Regions from separate parts of the Homo sapiens genome. Here region 2 is linked to region 1. Evidence: chromatin contacts called from ENCODE Hi-C or POLR2A ChIA-PET data. All regions are on one chromosome and are shown on one strand. The core of a region is the stretch at or near the end of the contact, and the rest is flanking DNA. Distances in the headings are between cores, read along the strand shown. Region 1 holds the start of DEPDC5 (DEP domain containing 5, GATOR1 subcomplex subunit). Region 2 overlaps DEPDC5 (DEP domain containing 5, GATOR1 subcomplex subunit).

Evidence for each region. A loop is a pair of places that touch in the nucleus more often than their neighbours do. ChIA-PET counts read pairs that join two places held with the same protein, here RNA polymerase II (POLR2A). Pooled maps may share reads with other maps.
Region 2: a loop to region 1 is called in a map of GM12878, with 5 times the contacts of the local background. The contact joins the enhancer-like site here to the promoter of DEPDC5 in region 1. A Hi-C loop is called at or near these places in 5 of 168 maps with a recorded cell type or tissue (B cell, GM12878, OCI-LY7 and 2 more), 10 of 37 single-sample maps with no recorded cell type and 6 of 50 pooled maps. POLR2A ChIA-PET finds 5 or more read pairs at or near these places in 15 of 52 experiments (AG04450, BJ, GM10248 and 11 more).

What each region holds. Positions count from the first base shown.
Region 1 is chr22:31,752,007-31,756,186 of GRCh38, reverse strand. It overlaps DEPDC5 (DEP domain containing 5, GATOR1 subcomplex subunit), which reads right to left and starts at 2,168. Exons shown (of 43, transcript NM_001242896.3): 1 at 2,023-2,168; 2 at 1,208-1,325. The coding sequence starts at 1,265. RefSeq lists a silencer at 2,094-2,403.
Region 2 is chr22:31,788,822-31,792,459 of GRCh38, reverse strand. DEPDC5 (DEP domain containing 5, GATOR1 subcomplex subunit) reads right to left here. Exons shown (of 43, transcript NM_001242896.3): 11 at 358-427. Among named protein-coding and RNA genes, the nearest start is that of DEPDC5, 37 kb to the right of the region's middle. RefSeq lists an enhancer at 1,846-1,905. Within about 2 kb of position 2,153, at least 2 of the 41 ENCODE cell types and tissues checked have a DNase peak (open chromatin) inside an H3K27ac peak, as active enhancers do; they include GM12878 and OCI-LY7, where a contact is called at or near this core.

The DNA of each region.
Region 1 (4,180 bases), core at 919-3,418:
ACTCATGCCAGCGCGGTGGCTCTTGCCTGTAATCCTAGCACTTTGGGAGGCTAAGGTGGGCGGATTGCCTGAGCTCAGGAGTTCGAGACCAGCCTGGGAAACATGGTGAAACCCTCTCTACTAAAATACAAAAAAAAAAAAAAAAAAATAGCCAGGTGTGGCGGCATGCACCTGTAGTCCCAGCTACTCGGGAGGCTGAGGCAGAAGAATTGCTTGAACCTGGGAGGTGGAGGTTGCAGTGAGCTGAGATCACGCCACTGCACTCCAGCCTGGTGACAGAGCGAGACTCTGTCTCAAAAAAAAAATGCCAATAAATAATAAAATAAAATAAAAAGATTCATTATATTGTTAACTCCAATTTCTGAAGTAAATAATGCTGTTAAGACAGAATGGAAAATTATTCCCTTACAAAAGAAAAAAAAATTATACTAAGTGCCCTTTTATTCTTCAGATTTATGGATTCAAGGCACTAAGGAGAGCTGGGTACAGTGGCTCACGCCTGTAATCCCAACTATTAGGGAGGTTGAGGTTGAGGTGGAAGGATCTTTTGAGCTCTAGAGTTCCAGACTAGCCTGGGCAACATGGGGGACCGTGTCCCAAAAAAAAAAAGAAAAGAAAAGAAAGGAAAAAAAATAGATGTTAAGAGAAACTATTCTAAAGCCCTTCAACTTTCAGATAAGGTACACTAGGAGCTTGCCCAAGGTCACCAGGAAAATTAGAAGCAGAGTAGATACTCAGACTATAGCTCAGTGCAGAATAACATGCTGTATCCTGCTCCTTCTTCCCATGCCTACAAGCCAGGCAAAGGTTCATGCTTTGATCATACCTGCTCTATGCACATCTATGCCACTTCTCTCTCACTCAATGTAAAAACTGATAAACGATTTTAGTTTCTCTTATCTGCCAAACCAGTGCAGGCTGGAATTTTATGGAACATACACGGAAGATTTGTAATTAATAATGCAATTCAACAAATGAAGGGTAGTAAACCGGCAGCATTCACAATGTTCCTTAAAAGTCTGAATGCAAATGCATTAGAAGGGTCCTGCCATCCTCCTATTGTTACTGTATGACAGTTGCTGCTTTAGTCTGTTTAGTCGCCTGTTTAGCCTCAATTGTCACACGAGTCAGTGTGTAATTTCTAGGTATTGCACACACCAGAACCTCAGCCAACTTACAAAACCTCTAAAGACCAATCGATACTGACCACTGCCCCCAAAGCCCTTCTTGTGGATGACGAGTTTGTAGACCTTTGTTGTTCTCATCTTGCACTGTTTTTCCCTTTAGCTGTTCCAAGCTTGGGGCAGAGAAGTCATCTTGCCTCCCTGCCACAGAAATACAAACGAAAAGGTTGGAATGTCAGATTTTTCCTTGCAACCACTCTTTGATTTTAGGCCAGTGAAGATACTGGTGTTCCTCTGCTGTGAAGTGGTGCCAAGTGACTCTCGGAAGAAGTCACTCCTCCAGTTACAAGGAGCGATGGAGAACAAATAGAACCACAGAATCCAGGAACTAAGGGGAATTCGGGCCAGGGGCTAGTCAAACCTAGGAGAAGATATTCTATCACACCCCCATAGGGGAAGCATTGCGCTGAATGGGTGCTCATCACCTTGTCTCCATCTACACCAATAACACCCAAATAGTAAAGAGATCTTAAAAGAGGTTAGCCCACTCATTTTGTAGATGATGAAAGTGTGACTCCGGGCAAGGGACTTGCTCAAGGTCACTCGAGACTTAAGAGACACTCCCACCATTCTCGTTTTGCTGCCAATGTCCTGAGCAAGGCAACCACAAAGAGGAGGAAGGCAGAAGTTCCTTCCCCAAACCTCGGTCTGTGCGAACTCTCAGCAGACCTTCCCTGACTCCGTTTCACAGCTGAGGCCGTTGAGGCTCAGAGAGGGAGAGAGACTTGTCCAAGGTCACACAGCGGAATGGGGATGGAGCCTGGAACTCGAACCTGGGCCAAGGTCCCCTATCTCAAGCCCCCCCAATCCCCAGTCCGGGGCGGGCAGCTCCACTCACCGAAGCTCTAGAGCCCCTTCCCGCCTCTGGCCGGGGCACTGAGGGCTGGACCCTCTCCAGGTTCCCTGCGCCTCCTCCAGATACCCCGCCTACGCCCGCGCGGCCCGCGCTGTTCCGCCCCTAAGCCTGAAGCGCCTACTAGGCCCGCCCCGACCGTGTAGCGCTCACCTGAGAACCCGCGCCGCTCCGGTGGCTCCGCCCCGGGGCCCCGCCTCCTTCCCGCCCTCGCGCCCCCGCGCCGCTCTCGCCGGGCCTCCGTCTCGTCTCGGTGGCCGCACCACTTCCTCATCCGGGGCTCGAGCCGGGGGCGGGGCGTCGTGTGCGGCCTCTTCCTTGGGCCACCTCCTGGCGTTTCCTGCCCTCGAGCACTAGAGCCTCCCGCCCCACGGAGGAAATCCATTTCCTCCTAGTCTATCCGAAGTAGATCCATGGCCACAGAGCTTCGTTTCCGACTCAGTGATCTCCCCACAGGGGAAACGAGATCCGTCAGAGCTCCGTTTTCTGTTATATGAACGAGGTTAATGACTCATGTGGCCTCATTGGGCAGCTAAGAGGCGCCAACGAGAGTTTCTGGGAGGACTTCTGTAAAATGCAAGGGGCTGAGCACGCGAGAGTTAGGGTGATGGCCTCTGCTGGGAAGTGTCCACTTACGGGGGGCTTTTCAAACCCTTGCAAACTCTAAACGACGTTCTGCGCCCCTCAGGTTATTAATAAGAATGGCTGCCGTGGCTTCATAGTCCTTATGTAATCATTGCATCCCTATTACCTGATGGATGCAGGAGGCAGATACTATCCTATTTCACAAACCAGGAAACAGCCTGAGGACACAAAACCCTTCAGAAGGAAGCAAGGACGAATCCTGACCCGTTCCCAGAACGGGGCCTTTAACCAACATCCTTTGGTCATACCCAGGGCACTGCCTAAACTCGCGTCTGTCAGGATATCTTTCTCTCCAAGCAGAAAACCAGAGAGCTGGGTGGGCTGGGTCAGGCTCTGGCCAAGGACTCCTGACAATTGCCAGCTCCGCCTGCTGCCACTGATACCCCCGCCCCCTAGTCCAGTCCACCGTTTCTGACCTGAGCGGCAGCAACTCGATAGGGACTCCCTGCTTCCCCTCTTGAAGCCAGAGAGACCTTATAACTAGAATCGGTGTCTTGGGTCACGCCTCTCCTCTGCTGCTTCTAATCACACTGACTGCTAAATCTAAACGACACAGCACTTGTCTTAAATTTCTTTATATCTTTAATACTAACAGTGCCCATTTCTTACGGATTTGGAAAACTTAAAAATGTTGAAAGAAAAAACATGTTACACTGTAGTGAAAGATTCTGCAGTGGACCAAGGGGACCCTGGGACAGGACAAGCAACGTTCTTAAGCATGGATGCCTTTATGTTGGGACTCAGGAGAAGTTAGGTAAATAATGCAAGTGTTAAGTAATTGCAATTTTTTTGTTTGTTTGTTTTTTTGTTTTTGTTTTGAGATGAGGTCACCCTCACCCAGGCTGGAGTGCAGTGGCATGATCCCGTCTCACTGCCATCTCTGCCTGCCTGGCTCATGCGATCCTCCCACCTCAGCCTCCTAGTAGCTGGGATTACAGGTGCATGCTCAGCTAATTTTTGTATTTTTTGTAGAGACGGGGTTTTGCCATGTGGCCCAGGCTGGTCTCAAACTCCAGAGCTCAAGTAATCCGTCCGCCTTGGCCTCCCAAAGTTCTGGGATTACAGGCACCAATCACTGTAGCCGGGCCTTTTTTTTCCCCCAAGACCAGGTCTAGCTCTGTTGCCAAGGCTGCAGTGCAGTGGTTCTATCATAGCTCACTGCAACCTCAATTTTCTGGGCTCAAGTGATTCTTCTGCCTCAGCCTCCCAAGGGACTGGGACTACAGGCCAAGCCACCACTCCTGGCTGAAATTGTTTATCTTGTAATAAAACATATGTGATACAGTGGATTGCAACAGTTACAAAATTTTTTAAGAATAACAATGTTATGTTAAAAAATGTTTCTATGTTGCCACTTCAGGAGATACACCTAGATCCCCCAAGATAGTTTTTGTCTTTAGCAATGGTGGTTGATGGGACATTCTTCCATCCCTGGGGAAGCTAATAGGATTCTCTCTTCTTAGCCCTCAAGGGAATTTGATTCCTTCTCCTGAGAGAT
Region 2 (3,638 bases), core at 904-3,403, 36 kb before region 1:
TAATTTTTGTATTTTTAGTAGAGATGGGGTTTCACCATGTTGGCCAGGCTGGTTTTCAACTCCTGACCTCAGGTGATCCGCCCACCTCAGCCTCCCAAAGTCGTGGGATTACAGGCGTGAGCCACTGCACCCAGCCAACTGTCTATCTATTAAGTTGGTTTTAAGATGAATCACAGCCCACAGACCTCTTGCATCCACTAACGGACTGTGCTACTTTCCCTTTTACACTGTCCCCATAACAGAAAAGATGGGAAGGGTGGAAAAGTGCAACGAGGAAAAAAATGAAAGGAAATGGCTGGGGTGGGGTTGGGGGAAGCTTAACAAAAACATAACTGTAGGAGAGAAATAGTTACTCACCAACAGATTTTGCATCATAGAAAGTTCTAGAAAACAGGACCACTGTCACTTCATGACTACAGTTCTTCTCCTAAGCATGAGTAGAGAACAACAGGGTTGAAGTTTGTTTCATTTACTTCACTATGAAGCAGACTGCATGCATATAATATTCTTTTTTTTTTTTTTTTTTTTTTTTTTGAGACGGAGTCTTACTCTGCCACCAGGCTGGAGTGCAGTGGCGCTATCTTGGCTCACTGCAACCTCCGCCTCCTGGGTTCAAGCAATTCTCCTGCCTCAGCCTCCCAAGTAGCTGGGACTACAGACGCACGCCACCATGCCCAGCTAATTTTTGTATTTTTAGTAGAGATGCGGTTTCACCATGTTGGCCAAGATGGTCTCGATCTCCTGACCTCGTGATCCGCCTGCCTTGGCCTCCCAAAGTGCTGGGATTACAGGTGTGAGCCACTGTGCCCAGCCCTTTTTTTTTTTTTTTTTTGAGGCAGTCTCATTCAGTTGCCCAGGCTGGAGTGCAGTGGCACAATCTCGGCTCATTGCAGCCTCCACCTCCCAGGTTCAAGCAATTCTCCTGCCTCAGCCTCCAGAGTAGCTAGGATTACAGGTGGGCCACCTGGGTAATTTTTGTATTTTTAGTAGAGACAGGGTTTCACCATGTTGGCCAGGCTGGTCTCGAACTCATGGCCTCAAGTGATCTGCTTGCCTCGGCCTCCCAAAGTGCTGGGATTACAGGTGTGAGGCCCAGCTGCACATAATATTCTTAATCCAGGTGGCTCAGCAGCAGTGCACAGTATTGAATAGCTTCAGGTAATTATAGGCTGCAGTGCAGGGGACAGAGCACTGCTGGGAGTCAGAAGCCCTAGATGGAGTCCTGAACCTGAAACTTGCCACTATGTGACTTTAGGAAAGTTATCTAAAGTGCCAGGAATGTGGAAAGTGATTGGAAAACTGCAAATCAGCATTAAGTAATGGTGACTGTCTCCCAGTTCCCGAGTAGCTGGACTACAGACACGCGTCACCAGGCCCAGATAATTTTTGCATTTTTTATAAAGACAGGGTTTCGGCTGGGCGTGGTGGCTCAAACCTGCAATCCCGGTGCTTTGGGAGGCTGAGGCGGGTGGATCACCTGAGGTCAGGAGTTCGAGACCAGCCTGGCCAACATGGCGAAACTCCATCTCTACTAAAAGTAGGAAAATTACCCAGGCAATGTGGCACGCGCCTGAAATTGCAGCTACTCAGGAGGCTGAGGTAGGATAATCACTTGAACCCAGGGGGTGGAGACTGCAGTGAGCCAAGACTGTGCCATTGCACTCCAGCCTGGGCGACGGAGCGAGACTCCGTCTCAAAAAAAAAAAAAAAAAGAAAAAAAAAAAGAGAGATAGGGTTTCATCATAATCCCCAGGCTGGGCTCAAGTGATCCACTTGCCTTGGCAAAGTGCTGGGATTACAGGCGTGAGCCACAATGCCAGGCCTACAGTGTTTTTTAATTTCTGCAGAATTGTGGTCTAGGGAACAAGAACAGCACCCATGGTGGTGGATTTAAGAATCAAAGGCACTCCCACACCCTACTAGTCTCATAGGATGAGGGTGGGGTTTGCTCTGGACTCAGCGGTATAAGCCAAGGCAAAGAACTACCTTTGGACAGGGACAGGGACTAATGAGAATAAACATTTCCATGGAGTCTGGAGATCAATATCCTAGAAGTAGGGTGTTTACAGATGAACATCAAAAGTGGCTTGCAACAGTTAGCTAGCAAGCGCAGTTTCAGTTCCTCCTGGGTCTCTGAAGACAACAGCCTATACTGACCAACCCCATCTTTATCTTAAGTATGCTTAGTGACTACAGAATTCAACACTCACTATATAAGGCACATAATATAATGTACATTTCATGGATGTATCTCAAGTGGACAGAAATTCCTAAATACAAGCCACAGTACCCAGAGCAGAGTGCTAGGAAACAGCAGACCTTCACTGACTGCCAATTAATTCACGGGAGTCCAAGAGCTCCAAAATCAGCACCCTTATCTAATTTTAGTGCAAGTGATATACAGGAAAACACAACGGGCTCACAATGGGCTGATATGGGCATGGAGTGTCTCAACTCATAAGTGATGTGGTGAGAGGGTCTATTATTATCTCCATTTTGCAGCTGAAGAAATGGAGCCTCAGAGACTAATCCTTGGAGACCAAAAAGCTAATCAGCCAGGCATGGTGGCCTGCGCCTGTAGTCCCAACTACTGAGGAGGATGAAGTGACAAGATCCCTGGAGCCCAGGAGTTCAAGACCAGCCTAAGCAGCATAGCAAGACTCTGTCTCTTAATCAAAAAAGAAAAAAAAAAAAGCAAGCTGATGAGATCATTTAAAACCCAGTCTGCCTTAATCCAAACTCTACTCTTTTACACTACATAATGTGACTTCAAATACTTTTTCATCAAAATGTTTTCATGTGAAATCAAGGTGAGATAATCGAATGAAATAATTTTTTAATTGTGGCAAAATACATATAAATATTGCCATCGTGACATTTAATACATTCACAATGTTGTATAACTATCACCATTATTTGGATCCAAAACATTTTCATCACCCCAACAGGAAATCCCAAACTGATGAAACAGTCACTCCCCACCCTCAGTCCCTGGCAACCACTAATCTCTATATTATATATTTACCTATTCTGGACATTTCATATAAATAAGATCTTATGATTTGTATTTGATCCACTATGTCTGGCTTCTCTCACTTAACATGTGTTCAAGATTCATCTATGCTGTAGCATGTGTTAGTACTTCATTCTTCTTTATAGCAGAATAATACTACATTGTATGGATATACATTTTATTTATCTATGCTTTAGCTGACAGACATTTGTTATTTGTGTTATCCTACTTTTTAGCTAATATGAATAATGCTGTCAAGAATACGGGCTAGGCCCATAATCCGGCACTTTGGGAGGCCAAGGTGGGGAGATCACTTAAGGCCAGGAGTTCGAGACCAGCCTGGCCAACATGGTGAAACCACATCACTACTAAAAATACAAAAATTAGCAGGGTAAGGTGGCGCACACCTATAATCCCAGCTACTTGGCAGGCTGAGGGACGAGAATCGCTTGTACCTGGGAGGTGGAAGTTGCAGTGAGCCATGTTCGAGATCGCAGCACTGCACTCCAGTCTGGGCGACAGAGCGAGACTGTCTCTAAAAATACATAAATAAATAAAATAAAGAATATGGGCCCAGTCGCGGAGGCTCACGTCTGTAATCCCAGCACTTTGGGAGGCCAAGGCG